Regions from separate parts of the Homo sapiens genome. Here all the other regions are linked to region 1. A link is a loop called in an ENCODE intact Hi-C map of the cell type or tissue named here. Cell type or tissue: gastrocnemius medialis. All regions are shown on one strand. Each heading gives the region's core, and the rest is flanking DNA. Links, peaks and the distances in the headings are about the cores only. Region 1 overlaps CASZ1 (castor zinc finger 1). Region 2 overlaps CIROZ (ciliated left-right organizer protein containing ZP-N domains). Region 3 overlaps CASZ1 (castor zinc finger 1).

Evidence for each region. Peaks named below come from ENCODE experiments on the same cell type or tissue, not always from the same donor. Only the 100,000 strongest peaks of a DNase experiment are listed, where the experiment ranks them.
Region 2: it touches region 1 in a loop (2.3-fold over the local background); 1 of 110 quality-filtered maps calls a loop at or near these places.
Region 3: a loop joins it to region 1, with 5 times the contacts of the local background. A loop is called at or near these places in 1 of 110 quality-filtered maps.

The regions. Positions count from the first base shown.
Region 1 is chr1:10,663,296-10,670,120 of GRCh38, reverse strand. CASZ1 (castor zinc finger 1) reads left to right here. Exons shown (of 21, transcript NM_001079843.3): 5 at 4,550-5,038. Among named protein-coding and RNA genes, the nearest start is that of CASZ1, 130 kb to the left of the region's middle. RefSeq lists enhancers at 4,213-4,960, 4,961-5,709. In gastrocnemius medialis, for the core only: no CTCF peak of the experiment used is centred there; DNase peaks (open chromatin) are centred at 3,543, 4,050, 4,572, 5,620 and 2 weaker places; H3K27ac peaks cover 5,000 bases.
Region 2 is chr1:10,958,039-10,964,863 of GRCh38, reverse strand. CIROZ (ciliated left-right organizer protein containing ZP-N domains) reads left to right here. Exons shown (of 13, transcript NM_001170754.2): 5 at 593-736; 6 at 6,112-6,150. Among named protein-coding and RNA genes, the nearest start is that of CIROZ, 21 kb to the left of the region's middle. RefSeq lists a silencer at 3,498-3,792 and enhancers at 4,095-4,864, 5,634-6,403. In gastrocnemius medialis, for the core only: CTCF peaks have their summits at 3,487 and 3,686; DNase peaks (open chromatin) are centred at 3,703 and 4,363; H3K4me3 peaks cover 720 bases; H3K27ac peaks cover 3,265 bases.
Region 3 is chr1:10,742,163-10,748,987 of GRCh38, reverse strand. All of the region lies in intron 2 of CASZ1 (castor zinc finger 1), which reads left to right. Among named protein-coding and RNA genes, the nearest start is that of CASZ1, 51 kb to the left of the region's middle. RefSeq lists enhancers at 2,537-3,460, 3,559-4,758. In gastrocnemius medialis, for the core only: no CTCF peak of the experiment used is centred there; DNase peaks (open chromatin) are centred at 2,877 and 3,997; H3K4me3 peaks cover 466 bases; H3K27ac peaks cover 4,820 bases.

The sequences.
Region 1 (6,825 bases), core at 1,024-6,023:
GCAGTGGGAAGGCAGGGCCCCAGCCCACCCCCAACCCAGGGGTCTGGTTCCTGGCCCCTGCCTCCCCACCTCCTGATATACAGCGGGCATTAGGCCGCCCAAAGGGGATACTGCATCCTTAGGAAGAAATATGTCCTCATTTTTCTTGAACACCGTTTCCACTGAGTGAAATGTTTAGAAGGGACGCGCAGGGAGAACTTTATTTCCTACCAGGGAGTTCAGAGCCACCAAGCAGAGCCCATAAAGCACCCGGAGCCTGGGAGCTGACAGGCAGCCCGGCCCCAGAACACATTACTCACGGCTGGGGAGGGGCTGCCAGGCCTGCCCGGCCCCCTGGGACAGACCCCCACCCACCCACCGTTGAGGCAGGACAAGCAACTCTGAGACCCAGGGCCATGGGCGGTGGGCACTGCAGCCTCTCCTCCCCTTGAACCCAGGATGCCTGCGGGAGGGGGCCTGGCCCTGACCAGGTGAGCAGGCTACCTCCAGAGAGCAGTGAGATCAGGGGACTGGGGATGCGGTGCAGCTACAGGAACGCCCCTCTCACCCAGAGCTGGCAGGAGCCCTGGCCTGCCCCCGCCTACGGAGGGGGTGATGAGATTCATGCCATAACGGGGCCTTCTCCCGAGGCCCTCCCTTCATTTGATTTCTGAAGCCGGCTGATTTGAATATTTATAAATATCAGTAAATTATTTATTGTAGCAATCTGCTGCACCATTTTACCCATCGCAGTTAACACTTTAAGGGGCTCCGTGTTATGGGAACAGGAAGCGAGGGTGAGGAGGGGACGGGGCAGGGGAAGGAGTCCCCGCAGAGAGGCCTGGGATTTCCTAGGGCCGGCTTAGGGGCCCTAATGGGGATGGGGCCAAGTCCCAGCCTTCGGGAGCTCCTGGCCAGGGTGAGCTTGGGCTCTGGAGTGTCTACAGCCTCCTCCTCTATGAAATGGGACAATGACAGTGCCGGCTCCGCTGGGCCGTTACAAGTCATGCCTTAGTGCCCGGAAAGGTGGACGGTCCAGTCCATGCCCGTTTTCCCCAACCCTGTGCAGGGTCTCCTCAGCTCAGAGACCTGCGGGGAGACCTGCTGCTCGTGGCGCCCTGAGAGGGAAGGTCCCGAACCTAGGAATCCGAGGAGGGGCTGAGAGGCCAGCCCGCCCCTGCCCCAGACCTCTGGCCTCTTCTCTGTCCCCTGCCTCTTCCAGGCCAGGTAAGGTTTCTCAGCCTTGGAATCTCAAGCTCACGTGTGGCACCACATCTGCCTGGTGGCCCTCCCAGGGCTCAGCTGCTTTTTCCCAGGTTCATCCCTGCTAGGCCCTGTGCTTGGCACAGACAGGTGCCCTCTCTCACCTAACAGCCTGGCCGCCTTTCTACAGGGAAAAATCTTGCCCAGGGCCAGAGCTAGCGCAGGGCAGAGCTCCGCCGTGAGCTCCCAACTCCCTGACCCCAGAGGCTAGGCCATACCCTGGTGCTGCGCCAGAGCCCGTGGGGCCAGAGGCTGGAGGCCAAGAGCACCGCCACCAGCAGAGAGTGGGCTCTGACTGTGTGTGGGTCCCAGGCCCCGGCCCAGCCCACCTCGGCAGCCCCTCCCCTCGCCTCTCCCGTCTCTGGGGAAGCAGAGCAGGAGTCCCCTCGCCTTCCCACCCTCTGGCCCAAGCCTGCCTCCTGGGCAGTATTGTTCCCAGAGGAAGTGTCCAGTGTAAATAGAGCAGCGGGCAGGCTGGTGGCGGGAAGGAGATGAAAGGGGCAGTGACAGGGCCGGGGACGGATGGCTTCCTTCCATTGAGGCCTGGCCACGGCGTTTATATTTTAGGGAAGAAAGTCAGAGGAATGTTTACATGGACAGGAGTCTGGGGTCAGACCACAGCGGGGTGGGGGGCGGATCGTCTATGGATCCCAGGGCCCTGGGCCGGAAGGCGGCGGAAAGCTTAGACCTCAGCTCCAACGCACCCCTGTTCCCGCCGCCCAGCCTCACACGCGCTCGCACTTACAAACCTAAGCCCTACCTCTGCCTCCTGCCCCTGTGTCCCCGGCCCACACGCCTCCCACCTCCACCCCTGGGACCAGCAAGAGAGGGAGAGGGAGGGCAGCATCTGGAAGGCAGGTGGGCTGGGGCAGCGCGGCAGCTGGAGGGCAGGTGCCGGGGGAGTCGGCAGGAGCAAAGGGGCCTGGGGCTGGGGGCGGGTCCTGGGTACACAGCTGCACCGCAGCTGGTGGGGGCCCGGGCAGGGACTGAGCCAGGCACACAGCCGAGATGGGGAGAAGGTGGGCTGGGCTGGGTGGGCCAAAGTGCGGGGAGGCTCCAGGATGGGTGGGGGCCCGGGGAGGGGGCGTCACCAGCAGCAAGTGCGGCCCTGGGAGCTTCTGCTTCCCTCTTCCTTAGGATAAATATTTACAGATTCATTTGCTGTCTGCCATCCACACTTGGCTGCTTACCTCCTGGTAAAAATAGTGCAGGCTCCCCCACTCCCCCCTTCCCTTCCCCATCCAGGGCAAGGGATGAGGGGACCAGGTGAGGCCCGCTTCCCCGGAGGCCTGTTGGAGGACACCCGGCGTCACAGAACCTGCTGGGCAGCTCCGAGGTCGAGTGGGATGCTGTGAAGAGGAGGCCCCGTCTCAGAACTTCGAGAGGGGCCCCGCATCGTGCTTGGGGTCTTGGGTGTGGGTGGCACAGACTTGGAGATGTGGACGAACCTGGGTAGAGTGGGCATCGGCTTGGGCAAGTGTCTAAGGCCCTGAAGCCAGGGTCACAGGACTGGAAGGCCTGGGAGTGGGCTGAGAAGACCCTTCTCTGGCAGTGGGCCTGGCTGGGCTAGAGTCACCCTGTCTCGTCTGGGCCAAGTGAGCCATCCGTACTGGCCACTGGCTACAAGGGAAGGATCTGGCTGGGACGGCCAGGCACTGTGTCTATCAGGGGACGGTTATCTGTGCGTATGAGTCAAGTCCACCTCAGGGATGCGGCCCCTGGGTGGACCCAGGTATTGCCATTCCCGCCTGGGTAGGCCTCTCATCGGGTTTCCTGGCATGTGGAAAGTTGGCAGGGGGTGATCATTAGAGTGAAGCCCCTTCTGACCATGGAGCCGGGGGGCCCTGCCCTCAGCCTTCCCGCCTATGTGGAGACTCTGACACGCCCATTCCTCCCGTGAGGGCCATGGAGAGGCACATTTTGTTTTGTACACAGTGAGTGTGAGCCGAGCCCCTGCTGCTGTGGCCACTGCGCTGTCCCCAAGCCCCACCACAGGGTCTGGCCCACAGAAGGAGCTCACTAAATGGACGGACAGACAGACAGTTCCATGTGGCTGCGCTGTGTGTGCACGCGTGTGTGTGCGTGTGTGTGTGTCCACCCTCGCCAGCCTTTGTGGCAGGTCCCAGGCTGTGTGGTGGGTGGGCTTGCCGTATGCCCCCCCAGGACCCTCGGTGCCCTATCAGGGACAGAGTTTGGGCTATGCGGCCGCGAGGGAGGTCGCTGGCTCTCAAGTCGCCTCATGAGGGCTTCCTTCCGGCTGTGTGTGTCGGGCTGTCACATTCGGGGATTAGGTGCTGTGACCGGCGCTTCGGGGCGTTCCGTGAGGGACCTAAGCGATCCCACCCTGCACCTGCTGGAGCTCCTGGGGGCTGGGAAGTGGGCTGGCCAGGCCTTCCGGGGCTGCAGAGGCTGGCCGAGGCTGGGGAGCAAGGTCCTAGGATAGGGACAAGTGGCCCTAGGAAGTGCCATGAGGAACTCCACTTGGATGGCTCTGACTGAGGCTTGGGGAAGGGAGTGGCAACAGGAAATGGACAGAGAGGCCAAGAGGGGGCTGGCAAGGGCTGGAGAAGACCCTGAGGCAGGGAGGAGACTGAGGAACACGGAGGCCTTCGGGAGGGTCCTGAGTGGCTGGGAGAAAAGGAGATCTCTGCTCTCTGCTGAGCAGGGTTGGAGTCAGGTAGGGCCCAGGGACCTGGCCTGGCAGAGGAGCCGCCAGGGGCTGACGTGCTCGGGTGGGAGGGTGCCAGCCAAGTGCTGCCGGGACAGTGAGGCAAGAGGCTGGCACAAGCTGGTCCCTGGCTCTCTGTGACTCCTCCCCAGGAACGTGTGGTAAGGCAGGACGCTCCCAAGCGGAACAAGCTGCCAGGAATGCCACGCTGTCCCTTGACAGCCTGACCGCATAGCCGGCTCCTTAACCTCCCTGGGCCTCAGTTTCCTTGTGTGTCAAAGGGCACACCCCCTCCCAGGGCCCAGCAAGCCTAGGAAATGCCTCCAGGACCTGGGCGCCCCTTGTAGTTGAAGAGGCATTCATTCATTCATTTGTTCATTTACAGACTAGTTCTTGAACTACCTACTCTGTGCCAGGCACCCTGCCAGGCTCAGAAAGTAGAGTGATTCTCAAGCATGGCCACGGAGCTCATAGACTAGTGGGGGAGATAGACACATGCCAGGCAGTCTCAGGGCAGTTTGATGGCACTGTGGTCAATGGGGGAGGCCTGCAGCTTGGGGGATGCAGGGCTGTTCGGGAGGGTGGGTTGTTCTTGGCCTTGCACGCCTCTGACCTCCGTGCTCTCCTCCATCCCTGCAGCTGAGGGCACCCGGTGCACGGACCCGCCTGCAGGCAAGCCCGCCATGGCGCCCAAACGCAAGGGTGGCCTGAAGCTGAACGCCATCTGCGCCAAGCTGAGCCGCCAGGTGGTGGTGGAGAAGCGAGCTGACGCCGGCTCCCACACGGAGGGCAGCCCATCGCAGCCCCGGGACCAAGAGCGCAGTGGCCCTGAGTCTGGGGCAGCCCGGGCCCCCCGCAGCGAGGAAGACAAGAGACGGGCAGTGATCGAGAAGTGGGTGAACGGGGAGTACAGCGAGGAGCCGGCACCCACACCCGTGTTGGGGCGGATTGCCCGCGAGGGCCTGGAGCTGCCTCCCGAGGGTGTCTACATGGTGCAGCCCCAGGGGTGCAGCGATGAGGAAGACCACGCGGAGGAGCCCTCCAAGGACGGCGGTGCCCTGGAGGAGAAGGATTCGGACGGGGCAGCCTCCAAGGAGGACAGCGGCCCCAGCACCAGGCAGGCTTCAGGTGGGTGCCTGGCCTTCGAAGGGAGGCTGAAGGCCAGGACAGGGAGGCCAGTGGGGAAGGGGCAGTGTGTCTGGTAAGCACACCCGACTCCTCACTCCTGCTCTAAATACCGGCCCCTCATCCCACCCAGGGAGGGCTCCTGGAGTGGGAGAGACTAGGACGGGGAGGGGCACCCCAGGTGAGAAGGGAAGGGCTGCAGCTGCCCCACACACAGTGGGTCTTCAAGAAACCACAGGCAGAGGGGTGGACAGGTGGGGAGGGAGGGAGGGAGGGATAGACGGGTGGGTGGATAGACAGACGGATGGGATAGATGGCTGGACAGATGGTGGGCAGGTGACTCTTTACACACACCTGTGAGGCCTGAGCTTACCGGGCACAGTACCTGGCACAAGAGGGGCGCAGCGGTCAACGGCATGAGCCTGTGAGCCTGCTGTCTGCACATTCTGCTACTTACGGAGCTTTCTCGGAGGAGCCCAGGACAAGCTTTGTTCTCCTGCCACTCCCCTTGGCCTCCTCTTCCTTCCCTACACCGCTGTCCCTGGCCCTCCCAGCAGGACGTCTCAGGGCCACATGGATTGCCAGCCCGGCCAGCGTATCCTCTTACAGCCAGCTGCCCCGGCCACGGTCCCCTGGCTGACCTCTCTCCCACGAGGCACTGAGGCCCTGCTCTGCTGGTGTCTCCATGTCCATGTCCTGGGGATCGAGAGCAGCCCTGCGCGCCTTCTGCTCAGGGGAGGGTGGGCCGGGGGTTCCAGCAGGCAAGGGGGTCGCCAGGACCACAGCCCCCAGGTCTGGGCCTTCTCTCTGCCCCCGGCCTCCTTCCCAGCCTTGTGCCCGGTGCCCTGCGCCTCCCCTGCCCGCTCCCCTAGCCCTTCCCCTGCAGCAAGGGGTGCATCTCCTCCCCGTGCGGGGAGCCCTGCGCAGCCACATAATTATGCATGTAAGATATAAACAGAGCTGTTTAATTATCCTTCGCCACATCAGTGACAGAGTAATTAACAAACATTGCGAGATCAATGAGGAAAAGTGTGACCTTCAGTTTCCTCTGATAGGAAAAGCCCTTGCCGTTGCCAGACACAAGGTGATTGTGCTGGGCCTGAGGAGAGGAGAGGAGAGGAACGCGACAAGGGCCACCGTCCCCTCCACACCCCCACCCAGGCCAGCTCTGCCCGCAGCTGACGGGGAGCGGAGTGGGCCTCAGCCCCTGCCTCCTTCCCCCAGAGGAGTGGAGAGCGGGGCTGGCAGAGGCGGGCCTGGAACTGCCAATGGCCTCAGGGATCCAGGCCTCGCCCCCTCAGCCCGACACTGGGACTGCCTACTCAGCGCTGAGCGCTGGAGGACACAGACAGCGGAGCCTTGGCTGCCTCTGTGGGCTCGGCCCCCAAGCCACCTTCTCTGGGCCCTGGGCTCGGCCATGCAGGCCTGTGGGCCCCCTCAGGGACCCCTGCCTGGTCCCCTCCCTGTGCAAGCTGCCTGCCCTTCGAAGCCTGTTTCTCTGCCATATATAGCGAGGGCTCAGCTGCCTCCAGCTATTTTTAGCCCCTTTCCCTGGTCCCTGAGCCACTGAATCCAGCAGCCAGAGCCCACTCCTCCCTAGCTGGGCCCCCCAACCCTGTGTAGCTTGAGGTCAGGACAGCGGCTGACCCGCCAGCCCCGCCCCAGGGGAACAGCTGTCTTTTGGTTTCTTGAGTCCCTCTGTGCACCCTGGGTGCCAGGTGGCTGCCTGTGACTGTCCTCTCCTCCCCTAGCCGGGTCCCAGGCCCTCCCCGGAGCCCACAGCCTCTCCT
Region 2 (6,825 bases), core at 1,349-6,348, 290 kb before region 1:
AGGCCAGGAGTTCAACACCAGCCTGGCCAACATGGTGAAACCCCATCTCTACTAAAAATACAAAAATTAGACGGGCGTGTTGGCGTCTGCCTGTAATTCCAGCTACTTGGGAGGCTGAGGCACAAGAATTGCTTGAACCCGGGAGGTGGAGGTTGCAGTGAGCCAAGATCAGGCCATTGCACTCCAGCCTGGGTGACTGAATGAGACTGTGTCTCAACAACAAAAAATAGCCCAGCCTTATGAGACACTGGTGAGCATCAAAGGAGATAAAGTGTGAACAAATATTTGTCAACTCTCAAGGGACATTAGGACGCAAGCTCTTATTCTGTCTGACTAGGTTTGACCTTCCCCAAATCCCCAAATGCTCCCCAGCCTGGAGGGCTTCCTTGGTGGGGGCTGAGCTTCCAGAGCCAGACCCAAGCTCCGTGTTGGTGTCGACCTTGGTCTCGTTTCCCATCCCTCTTCCACAAGCCCACCTTCTAGGAGGTTCATGGTGTCCTATTTGCTGTGAACAGGGACTGACCTATAATTGCAGGCTATTAACTGTATTTTCCTCTCTCATTTGCATACATGAATTTTGCCCTACTTCCAGAAAGCAAATTACAGGCTGGAAATCAGAATATTTCAGAAAGGGGTGATGGGGTTGGAGCGGAGTGATCGCTACATAATGAAGTGTCCGATGCTAAGGTCAAGGCTGGGCCAGGAAAGCGTCCACTGTGGGCCCATGTTCATCCAGGTAATGGGTTCGGGGGGTCTGGGAGGTGGCAGAGGGACCTCCCAGGCTGGGCTTCTCTCTAAAGGCCAAGGCAGGTGGCCCTGGCTCCTGCACCACAGGACGTGGCCCAGGGAGACAGGTGGTAGCTGCAGATGCAGTATGGCATTGTTCTCCTAGACATCCCTGGGTACTGGCTAGGTCTCTGCTGGGTTGGGTTCTGAGCAAGGACGAGTGAGATGGGAGGGGAGGGGGGATTAAAGCTCTCTGACCTCGGGTTCTGGATTTCCCATCTTGGCTGGCTCAGGGGGCCAGTCGGGTTATCACCAAAGCTGCAAAATTGCATCTTTGTGTCCTTTCTCTCTGGATTGAAAAAATTTGCTAAATTTGCTAGTTTGGATGCTTTTTTTTTTTGACCTGGGTAATGTCAAAGAGTTATAGACCCCAGGTACGATCAGGTGCAATGTCTACATTTTAAACATCAGGGAAGAAAGGTTGAGCCCCACATCCAACTGTGAGCTCTTTCATGGCCGTGTGTGCTCCTTGAATTCAAGTTTCTCTCTAGCTCTCATCAGCGGGGCACCTCTGTAAGCTAAACATGATTTGGATGGGAGTGGGGAGGGCTAGAAACCCAAACATCTATAGGGACCAAACCCGCCACAGAAATGAGCGTGCTGGACTGAGGAGGAAGCAATAAAGAATTTTACTCATTCCTTCATTTAGTCAGCTGGGTTTTTTTGTTTGTTTGTTTGTTTGTTTTTTTGAGATGGAGTCTTGCTCTGTTGCCCAGGCTGGAGTGCAGTGGTGCAATCTCGGCTCTCTGCAACATCTGCCTCCTGGGTTCAAGCGATTCTCCTGCCTCAGCCTCCCAAGTAGCTAGGATTAGAGGTGTGTGCCACCATGCCCTGCTAATTTTTGTATTTTTAGTAGAGATGGAGTTTCACCATGTTGGCCAGGCTGGTCTTGAACTCCTGACCTCAAATGATCCACCTGCCCCAGCCTCCCAAAGTGCTGGGATTACAGGTGGGAGCCACTGCACCCGGCCTGTTTTTTTAAAGAGACAGGATCTTGCTCCGTCACGCAGGCTCACTGCAGCCTTGACCTCCTGAGCTTAAGGGATCCTCCCACTTCAGCCTCCCAAGTAGCTGGGACTATAGGCGTATGACACCATGCCCAGCTAATGTTCAAATTTTTTGTAGAGACGGCGTCTCACTGTGTTGCCCAGGCTGGTCTCAAACTCCTGGCTTCAGGCGATCCTCTCACCTTGGCCTCTCAAAGCCCTGGGATTATAGGCGTGGGCCACTACGCCTGGCCCAGCAAACACTTATATATGGCTCATTCTGTGCTGGGTGCCGTTCTACTCACTTTGCAAATATTAACTCATCTCACCTTCATAGCGATTCTATGTAGTTGGTTCTATATTGATCCCCATTCTGCAGGTGAGAGAACTAAGCAGAGAGAGATTAGGAGACTTGCCAGCTGGTAGCAACAGAGCTGGGCTTTGAGCCAGACCACATGGTGGGGGCTGGGGATGCTGGAACAGGCACAACCTACAGTCCTGGCCCCCTACAGAGGGAGCTGAGGCTGGACTGCACTCCAGCCCCATTTTGCCAGATTTTCCAACATTTCAAGATAAACTGGAAATCTATAATTGTATGTGAAATCCTCCAGTTAAAAAAAGTTCACTTTATTTATTTATTTTTTTGAGATGCAGTCTCGTTCTGTCACCCAGGCTGGAGTGCAGTGGCGTGATCTCAGCTCACTGCAACTTTCGCCTCCTGGGTTCAAGTGATTCTCCTGCCTCAGCCTCACGAGTAGCTGGGATTACAGGCATGCATTACCATACTCGGCTAATTTTTTATATTTTTGGTAGAGACGGGGTTTCCTCATGTTGGCCAGGCTGGTCTAGAACTCCTGACCTCAAGTGATCCGCCTGCCTCGGCCTCCCAAAGTGCTGGGATTACAGGTGTGAGCCACCACGCCCGGTCAAGTCACTTTAATTTTGTAGGCACTGTGCGGCTCAAACAAAGTGCTGGATTTGGCCTGAGGGATTTGGGTGGGCATCTTCTGTCTGTGAGGAGGAGGAGGAAGGAAGGAGGAAGAGAAAGGAGAGGAAGGCAGAACTGAGAGGAGGAGGTTGGAGTGAAAAGGCTGCTGATGACAAACACCATTTATCCAACAAGCATTTGTTCATTTATTTATTTTGAGACAGAGTCTCGCTCTGTTGCCTAGGCTGGCGTACAGCGGTGTGATCTCGGCTCACTGTAACCTCTGCCTCCTGGGTTCAAGCGATTCTCATGGGATCACAGGCATGCGCCACCACCAGTTTAATTAAAGCCAGTTGATTTTTAAAATATTTTTTGCGTTTTTAGTAGAGATGGGGTTTCACCATGTTGGCCAGGCTAGTCTCGAACTCCTGACCTCAACCGATCCACCTGCCTTGGCCTCCCAAAATGCTAGGATTACAGGCGTGAGCTGCCGCGCCTGGCCCCAACAAGCATTTATTGAGCATCTATTGTATGCCCAGCCCTGTGCTGCTGCTGAGGGAACAGATACGACCAAGGCATGACTTGCCCCAGGAAGAGCTTATCGCTTTCTTCTCATCTGATCTGAGCTTCAAAAATGAGTGTGCTGTGGTGGGAAGGGCCCCTGCACCAGCCCAGCTCAGAAGACCTGGGCTCATCTCCGCTCTGAGCCCGGCTCACTGCCATGTTGGACTCTCTAAAGTTCCTTTGCTTCTTAACCTGAAGGAGCAGGGGCTGAGCGGGAGGGGCTTCCTCTGCCCACCTACCTTTATTAAGGGCTCAGAGTGGCCACGCCAAAGCCAGTGTTGGTGCACCTAAGAATTGCGGGGCCGGCCCCGCCCCGGGATCCCCAAGCAGGGCTGCCAGGGCACCTGTTTGACATCCCGGGGCTGGTTACTGCTCCCTTTGCACTGAGCCTGTGATTCTGGAAGCCGCCGCTAGGGGGACGGTGTTGCTGTCCTCACACGACAGTGGGCCTGGGCCGAATTGCTGAGAAAAGCAGAAACGACTCCTCACTCGGGCGCCGCTTGGTCTCCATCGTCCTGCCCTTGAAGCCCAGATGCCCCAATGCCCCAGTCCCTGGCATCCTTCACTGACCGAGGTGTGGGAGCAGGTGGGTGGGGGGGGCTCTGCATCCGTAAACAGAGTCGCACAGAGGTAGGCAGCACACAAGGAGCAGAGGCAGGTCTCTGCTGCCCCCGCCTCCCCTCCAGCCCCTTCCCCCATCTGAGAACCTCATCGAATTGACTGATTCATTCCTGGTGACTTCTGCAGCCGCCACTTCCGTGGCTGCACCTTGAACTTGCATTAAGTTTTAATTAAAGCCGTTTCACCGGCCTTGCCCTTGGCTAAATGCAGCTGTGGGCACAGGGCACATAGATATTTAATACTCTGCCTCTCCCCGCTGATGGCGCAGGGTGCCCAAGGGTGTACCCGAGCCGTGCCCTGCTCGCAGCGATCTGCGAGCTCGCTTAAGTGTGCCCACAGGCCCCGAGCGGGAGGCCGCGCAATAACTATTCATTGCCCTGGGTTAAGTGTGCCCAGGGGCACCCGTAAACTCAATGCAGTGATTAGCGATTGCTCCCAGTGAAGGCTGCCCGAGCTCCTGCGGAATGTCCACGGGCCCTAAATATAGCCTCCTCCTGGCGACTTAAAGGGCACGGTGCGTTTTGGCTGCGTACTTGTCACGTCTTCCCTTCCTTTCTTTTTTTTTCTTGGAGACAGAGTCTCACTCTGGCCAGAGTCGCCCAGGCTGGAGTGAGTGGGACAATCTCAGTTCACTGCAACTTCCGCCTCCCAGGTTGAAGCGAACCTCGTGCCTCAGCCTCCTGAGTAGCTGGGACTACAGGCGCCTGCCACCACTCCTGGCTAATTTTTTTATTTTTTATTTTTTGTATTTTCGGTAAAGATGGGGTTTCACCATGTTGCCCAGGCTGGTCTGGAACTCCTGAGCTCAGGTGATCCACCCGCCTCAGCCTCCCAAAGTGCTGAGATTCCAGGCATGAGCCACTGCACCTGGCCTTCCCTTCCTTCTTTTAGCAGAATTGCTTCCCTCCTTCTTACAGCCTGGCCTCTGGGGGCCTCTCTGTCTTCTTCCTGGTTCAGCAGGGGAGATGGGCTGGGGCACCATGGTGCAGCTTTGGTGGTGTTGTTGAGGAATTGCCGCATCCTCCTCATTCTGCCAGACCTTGTGGACATCTCCTCCATTTCTTCCACTTTGCTCCCCAAGGGAAGGCAGCACCCCCTAAAAGCAAGGCCATCACAGGGCTGACCCGAGGGGCTCCCTGTGGGCAGCCCGAGCCTGCTGCCAACATGGGCTCTCTGGGGCCAAGGAACAGCCGAGCTGGGCAACTGGGGAGGCTGCATGGTGGTGGCGGGCCTTTTCCTGGCCCCACCCACTCCTTTCTGCTTCTGGAAGCCCTTCTTTGCCCCTGGGGAGAAGAGGTGGGTAGCCTTGAGTTGGGGAGCTGTCAAGATGAGTCAGTCCACTCTGGCTCCAGTCTCCTCATTCTGTATTGGGTAGGAGAGGGGGTCTGATGGTCTCCGAGGGACCCTCTGCTGGTCTGTGACTCTGTCCGGTGCCACAACCTCCCTGGCCAAGTCTGACGCAAAGGCAAAGGGGCATTTGGAGAAAGTAGAGAGACTTGAGAGAGCACCTGGGTGGGGTGGCACTGGCTGCAGAGGGGTTTTGGGGAAGGTGCCTTGCCCACGCCATCACCTTGGGCCCTGGTCTGTGAAACGGGAGAATGGTGCCACCCTACGGGATGGCTGTGAGACTCAGGCGCGGTACGAGAAACCACTGTCTCGGTTTGCCTGGGCCTGTCTCAGTTTTAGCACTGAAAATCCCACATCAGGGGAACCTCCCCACTGCTGGGGAACCGGGATGGTTGGTGCCCCTAAGAATGGTGCCATTGGGGGGCACATGTGTACTCTCTGGGACCGTAGAAGCCCTCACTCTCTACTTCTGCTAGTTGGATCCAAAGTGGAAAGAAAAAGGGCGAGAAAGAAATTGGGACTTAGGGAGAAAAACAGACAAGAGGCCTAGGAAACAGCCCCAATGGAAGTGGGCCGTGAGCAGGGTTGGTCCCATGCACACCCGCTCTTGGCCTCACCAGCTGCGCCCAGGACCCCAGCTGCCCCCTTGGCCGGGCCTAGGATGGCAGCTGAGGCAGTGACATTTCCCTGCGTCTGTTGACACTCGAGTCCCAGAACATAAATGATTTTCTTGTCTTAATGAGCAAACAACCCTGCGGCACAGCTCTCTCACCGGCCTCCTGCTGGGGTAATTGCCGGTGCTGATGGGCACAGGCAGGGATGTTTGCTCACCTTTGCTCACCGCTTGCAGGAGACATTGCTTCCTCTTTGTCTCTGCAGGTCTCCCGGCCCCTGCCCCTGTGGAGGGACAATAGACAGGTAAGCGGGCCCCATTGAAGTAGCAGGAGCAACTCTCTGGAAGTTTCTGCTAGGACTGGTGGGTGCTCAGGATGCTCTGAGGCAGCTTTTGAGTTTGCTTGTCCTCCGGAGAGTGTCGTGGATGGTACAGACTCTTCAAGGACCAGGTCTTGCCGGCTGAAGTTTGAAGCTCCCACTGATGCCCTCCAGGCAGAGGCCTGAGGCCATCTGAGAACAATCTTGAAGAGGGGACCCCAGCTTTGGGTGGGAGGCTGGGTTGGAAGGCTGTAAGGTCCTTCCTGTGCTAAGATTCTCTCTGCCAAGTCTCCAGTGACAGGGAGCTTGTTCCTTTGTAAGGAGCTTGTTCCATGTTGCACAGGTGTTTCCCGAATTTTCCTTCTGCTGGTCCTTTGAGTGTTTCCCGCAGCCTCCCCGAAGGATCCAGTCCCTCTTCTCCATTTCACATCCCTTTGAATATTTGGGGTCAGTGAGCTTGACCTCCCCAAGTCTTCCTGATGTCTCCCTGCCAGTCCTCCTGAGATGGGAGCTGGCGACCCTTCCCTGTCCCTCTGCCCGCATCTGGCCCTCACCTTTATTCAAGACCCTGATTCCCATGTCCCACTAAAGGGTGGCAAACAGAGCCAAGGACAGGACTCCAGTTGTGCCCAGCCAGGGCGGCATAGGGGCCGACTGGTT
Region 3 (6,825 bases), core at 866-5,865, 79 kb before region 1:
TGCCTGCAACCTGACCCCCAAAGACAGAAGCGAGTTGGGGGACCTGGCAGGGAGGCCTCACCAGACTGACGTGGCGATGTTAGGGCTGCCTCAGGAGGTCTGATTCGCATCTGCTGCTTCTGCCGAGAAGACCTCCATGCTTGCTCTGGCCACGTGGGCCTTGGCCATCATGGCAGGGCATGGTGGGTGGCTGGGAATTGGAGACACTGTGGAGTTTATGACTGTCACCTACATTACAGTTCAGGTGACTCTACAGGCATAAAACCAGTGGTCAGAGACCCCAGACGAGGAGCAAGCAGTGGTGAAGGGGCAACCAGGCCTGCCCCTGCCTGGAACTAGTGGTCAGGTCGGGGAGCTGACTGCGAGAAAGAGGTACCATGGAGAGAGATGGGCTCTGGAACCAGGCTGACCTGAGTTGCAGTTCAGACCCACTGTTTTATAGACATGGCCGTCACTCTGCAAGCTTAGCCTCATTGTACTCCTCTGTAAAATGGGCACAATAGCATCGTCTTTGCAGGGATGCGTTCTCTAAAATGCCTGTGACCGGACCTGGGACCTGGTAGGTACTGAGTGAGGGGTCACTGCTGCCTCTGTCACTGTTAGGCCCACTCCTAATTTGTCGTCGCTAACGTCTGTTTGAGAAACGGGAAAGGAAATGGGTGAAGAACACGGTATATACACAGGGCTCGGCCTGCCGCCCCTGCCCAGGATAGGTGAAGAACATGGTATACACACAGGGCTCGGCCTGCCACCCCTGCCCAGGAGTAGCTGCTGCAGCAGTAAGGACAGGCCGGGCCTGGCAATCACCTTCTCCTCTGCCAGGCTTAGAAGGGGAGTTGGATGCAGGGAGCCTTTGAAAGGCGAGCACATGGCCGGGCGCAGTGGCTCACACCTGTAATCCCAGCACTTTGGGAGGCCGAGGCGGGCGGATCACGAGGTCAGGAGATCAAGACCATCCTGGCTAACACGGTGAAACCCCGTCTCCACTAAAAAATACAAAAAACTTAGCCGGGCGTGGTGGCGGGTGCCTCTAGTCCCAGCTACTTAGGAGGCTGAGGCAGGAGAATGGCGTGAACCCAGGAGGCGGAGCTTGCAGTGAGCTGAGATCACACCACTGCACTCCAGCCTGGGCGGCAGAGCGAGACTCCATCTCAAAAAAAAAAAAAAAAAGTCAGGCAGGTGAGCACAGTGTACTGTGTACCCTCTCCCAGTGATTGCTCATTCTGGAGGGGGAGCTAGGTGTGGTGAGACACCCCTAATTCCAGGCAGCTGCAGTGACCCACAAGAGAGCAGAGTGGGGGTCTTCAGTGTGGTCGACCCTGCAGCCTTTGATGTCAGCCTTTGATGTCACAAGGCAGGTTCTTTCCCGTTTCTTGCACATGGGCTGGGCTTTGATTAGGGACCCTGAGCCCACCTCACCTTCTCCCCACTCTGCAAAGCCCGGGACAGGGACTGCAGCTTCTGCTCACTCACTGGAGGTGTGCTGAGATGTGTTCTACTCCAGGGTTCTTCCCTGACATCTGGGTGGAACGCCTTTCATCTGCCGCTGGGACCTGGCCACTGTTAGACCCTCAATGGCAGCCATTGCTTCCGCCACGGTTTGGCAGGTGCTAGACTTAGCACTTGGTAAGAATCCCTGCCCATGGGATTTGGTTTGTCTGCTGGGTTGCATCTACGAAAGATGAGCGTATTCAGAACCCTGCCTCTCTCTGCAGACCCCACCTTCCCAAGGACGGCTTCCCCTTTGCTTCCCAGCCCCACCCTTAGTCTCAGGTGGCCTATGTCTCCAAGGGCCAGAGGCTCAGAGGGTATGGGGGTAGCTGGTGGAGTAGCTGGAGCCTCCTGGGGCAAAGGGTCTGTGTGTGCTTACCTTGCGTTAGGGGAATGGCACTGCCAACTGGGTGGCCATCACATGCCATTTGTCACTCCATGGACTTCTGGGCGTCCACTCCTGGTTAGCGGGGGCTATGAGGGGAGAAGCCATGGGGTCATCCATCTTGCCCACATGATCTCAGAGCTACCCAACCCCACATGGGCCCTAGAGAAGGGGCAGGGAGTGGGAGCCTGGAAAACGGCTCCTGGGAGTGGGGAAGGTGACATGTGCATCCTTTGCTCCATGGCCCAGGAGCCAGGGCTTTTGGCTTGATGGGCAGACTTTCCAGTGGGTCAAAGGCCACTCCAGATCTGAGCTTTTTCTTTTCCCTGCTCTCTCACCTCCAGGGGTGGTAGAAAAAGCTCACCCTCCGCTCTGTCCCTCTGCCCTGTGGTGGCCCCAACATGAGGCCAGACATGGGCTGGGGTCTAGGACGGCTCTAGGAGAAGGTCCCGGGTCCAGGCTGGCCCTTGGTTGGGGTGCAAGGTGCTGTCTTGGTTCTGCACCTGCCTCCAGCAGTAGGCATTGCCAGCCTTTTTAGCAGACAACCCTGATGCCAGACCCAGGCAAGGGGGCCCTCATCTGAAGCCATGGGGCTGGGAAGGCAGAAGGGATCCCGCGCAGACTCCTTCCTCTGGGAGCTTCTCCTACTTTCATTTTCTTTTTGCCACTATTTTTTCCTGGGGTCTAATTAAAGACTTGGAGCCGTTTACAGCCTGTGGTTGGCTTTTTATTTGGATCTTTGGCAATTACCTCCTGCCCTAAAATAAGTTTCGATGGAACAGGGGTAGGATTTTTCTTTTTGGCCGAGTTCTCAGCTTTAATTTTGCCGTGCATGCGTGTGTGTGCGCGCACGTGTGAGTGATGGAGTGTAATGAGGCCCTTCCCTCCCCGCTCTTCCAAATCCTGCCTCCTTGTCACTCTCTTCATCTCAAGTGTCCTGTGGCCAAGGCAGAGGCCTGGACAGCGGGAACAGTATGTCCTCAGCTTCGCCCTGCCTCGAGGCCACTCTATGATGACGACAGGCAGGTCATCTGTTGACTCTGTCCCAGTTTCTTCACCTGTGAATGGGGCCAGTGGGCCGGGCACGCCACAGGCTTCCCTCTGCACTGCTTAGTGGCAGACCTCTCACCCAGCAGAGTAAGGCGATCCCCCAGGGCGGGAGGAAGCCAGCACCACGGCCACCAGGCCTCCTTTTCCCCTCTTGATCCACACCTTGTGTTTGAATAGGAGCTCATGATCATGTGCCCAAGGCTCTTCCCCGTTTTTGTCCCTCTCAATTCTCCCAGCTTCTGTGTGAGCAGGTGTGATCACTCCATCTTCTAGACCCGTAGGGCCATAGGTGCCCTATGGCCAGAGATAATGAGTGGCTTTTCTGATATCTCTTGGCTTAGAGGGGACAGAGCATTGGGATTCAAACCCAGGTCGTCTGATCTTCCAAAATCCACACCCAGGACTGGCGACATCATTTGTGGGGCCCAGTGCACAATGAAAATGCAGGGCCTCTTGCTCTAAATTGATTCAGAATTTCACAACACTGACAGCAGGACGTTCAACCCAGCAGGTGCCCTTTGAGTATGAGACCCTGTGTGGCTGCATGGGTTGCACACCCAGGAAGCCGGCCCTGCCCACACCCCCTTGAGTCCCCTTTTGCTGTTTGCCTCTATTTCAATCCACTTGGCGAAGGGCAAGGAAGGTCAAGAAGCTGTCTGTGTTCGTGTCCCTGGTACTGTGGCTTACTCTCGCAGTTGGGGAACACACTGGATTCTTCCAATTCTTGGCCTGTCCCATCTGACCTCTGTCTTATAGGCATGATGCAGGCTGCCTGGGGTTCCCTGAGTCTCTTAGGGGACTTCAGACCTAATTAAGGCCACCCGAGACTTCATGTGAGTCAGAGGTGAGGAAATCAAAATAAAAGGACAAAGAAAATTTGGTAAGAACTCTGTTTCCTTGGGGCAGAGGGTGAAGCTTTTGGGGATCGGTCCTCCCAGTCCCACTTAGGAGCCCTGTGGGATCTTCTTTGTCAAGCAAAGCAAATGGTGACCTGCCAAAAATATCCAGGTCATACTGGGCTTTGATTGCTCTGCTGGGGCTAGAAGGTCAGGTGGCCTATTCCGTAGGCTCATCTGGAAACTTCCTCGCCGGTTGCTGGGGACTTGGAGTGGCCGTGGAGTCTTAGGGGGTATTGGGTGGATTGACGGAGCACATGGCAGACATGCGTCTGCGTGTACCGTGTACCGGGGTGCCTGTGTGCTCTGGTGAGGTCACGGCTCTCCTGCGTGCCAGGCAGCTCTTTAAATAAGAGCTGTCAGGATGAATGGCTCTCGCTGGCTACCCAGACATACAGTCCTTGCCCGCCCATCTGGGACTGTGTTCCCCTGTCGCCCAGGACATGCCTGCTCGTGGTGCCCAGGACATGCCTGCTCGTGGTGCCCAGGACATGCCTGCTCGTGGTGCCCAGGACATGCCTGCTCGTGGTGCCCAGGACATGCCTGCTCGTGGTGCCCAGGACATGCCTGCTCGTGGTGCCCAGGACATGCCTGCTCGTGGTGCCCAGGACATGCCTGCTCGTGGTGCCCAGGACATGCCTGCTCGTGGTGCCCAGGACATGCCTGCTCGTGGTGCCCAGGACATGCCTGCTCGTGGTGCCCAGGACATGCCTGCTCGTGGTGCCCAGGACATGCCTGCTCGTGGTGCCCAGGACATGCCTGCTCGTGGTGCCCAGGACATGCCTGCTCGTGGTGCCCAGGACATGCCTGCTCGTGGTGCCGTGTCTCTCTTCTGCTAATGCCCCCCACCCCACCCCCAAGAAGTCTCGGTACCAAAGTTCCCGCCCCAGGACCCCACCCTTGGCTCTCTTTACCATGCCACCTGCTTCCTAGAAACTGAATTCTGGACTTTGGGCAAGTTTCAGGATTAAATGTGTCCTAAAAGCCACAGCAGCTGTTTTTACGGGTGGGGAGGGAGCAACTTTATCTAAAATCAGGGGGCAGGGTCGGGGTGGGAGTACCCTAGGCGTAAGGGCTGAAGCAGTTTGAGTCTAAGGGGGAGAGAGTGCCCGAGTTTCCAAGGACTGATTAGGTGGTATGCCAAGTGTATTAAATTTTGCAGACATTTTAACAGCAATATGCTAGATAGTTGGGTGTCCCCTGAGGCGGCTGGATTTTTTATATCCTTCACAGAAGGTCAGAACCCTCTTCTGCCTGCCTCCCCCCGCCGCCCCATGCTCCCCGCTCCTCTCTCTCTCTCCCTCCCTCCCTCCCTTTCCTCAACAATTTCCCTCGCTTCTTGCTCTCTGCTCATCGGGTACCTAAAAGACATCTCCCATCCCGCCTGCCCTCCCGTCACGGGATCGGGGTTCTCCAAGGCTGGAGAGGGGCACAAACAGGGCACTGGATTTCTATTTTTTCTCCCTTTCCCTCTTCTCCTCCCCCCGCACCCCGCCCCCCCATTTTGGAGACTGTCATAAGACCTACTCCCTCCCTCCTTATTTTTATAGAAAAAAAAAAAGGCAGGAAAAGAATCCATCTGGCATATGAATAATTGAAATGGCTCAACTCTGTTCCTGTTGCCGCTGTTTGTTCTCAGCTCCCCCGGCCCCCAGCCCATCCCCCTGAGTACAGGTCTCTACGTGGAGGATGCCGGGGTACACTTAGAAGGTTCTCGGTGGAGGCCCAGGGCTCTCCCAGGGCTCTCCTTCATTCTGAGCCCTTTCTCCCCATGAACCGATGGGTCTGAGTGGGGGTACTTGGAGATGTAGTCTCCTTCTCCGACCGTGGGGACAGCCAGCCTCAGGCTAGAGTCTCCCCAAATATCACTCACCCTTGAATGTCTCCCTTGGCCTCTTGGGCCTCAAGGGACAGCTAACTGGACCCTGATTTCGCCCAGAATCCCCTGGGATTCTCCGGTTTATGCCCCAGACTCCTCCTGTCCCCCAGCCTCTGCCCCTCTGTCCTGAGGGCTCTAGTGCCCTGCCTGAGCTTCAGGGACCATAGGGACTCCTATTTGGGGAAAACTGGCTTTGGGAATACTCCCCGAGCTCTCTTTCAGTACTGCTTTCAGGGGGCTGCTCCACCCCCAGGAACTGGCCCAGGCTTCTTGCTCAGAGGCTTTTTTTTCTTCTTTTTTGTGAGATGGAGTCTTGCTCTGTTGCCCAGGTTGGAGTGCAGTGGCGTGATCTCGGCTCACTGCAACCTCTGCCTCCCGGGTTCAAGCAATTCTCCCATCTCAGCCTCCCGAGTAACTGGGATTACAGGCGTGTGCCACCATGCCTGGCTAATTTTTTGTATTTTTAGTAGAGACAGGGTTCCACCATGTTGCCCGGGCTGGTCTTGAACTCCTGACCTCAAGTGATCCGCCTGCCTCAGCCTTCCAAAGTGATGAGATTACAGGCATGAGCCACCACACCCGGCCAGAGGCTTCTAACTCCTCACCAACCCATTCCCCTTCCTCTCCTTCCTTTCAATGCGCTCAGATAAGGGCTTGACCCTGACTGGAGGATTTCAAGTTCTTCACTTCTAGATTCAGCCTTTTTATGGGGAGCCATGAAAGACAGGGATCTTAAACTTTGTTTTCTGCGACAAGTTGAGAGAAAGCACATGGGCAGGAGGTGAGGCCAGGCCAGGGACTGGGGAGAGAATGGACTCAGGCCTGGCTGGAATCTCTGCCTGTTCACTTTACACAGCCTGGACCAGCTACACACCAAGCCCCGCGTCCGAGCCGAGAATTCACTGTCTCTTTAAAACCATTTAGAGGAAAAACAAAATAACTTTAGTGCATTAATTCTAGATGAAGATGGGTCTCCAGATGACAGCCTGATCCACATTATTCCCTGCAAGACAACTTCCCCTCTCCTCCGCCCCCTCCCGCCTTCCTGCCCCTCTGCCCAGCTCTTTGTCCTCCTCCGTGGTTCTTGCTTTCTGAAAAGCGGACACCGGGGTGGCATGAAGCCT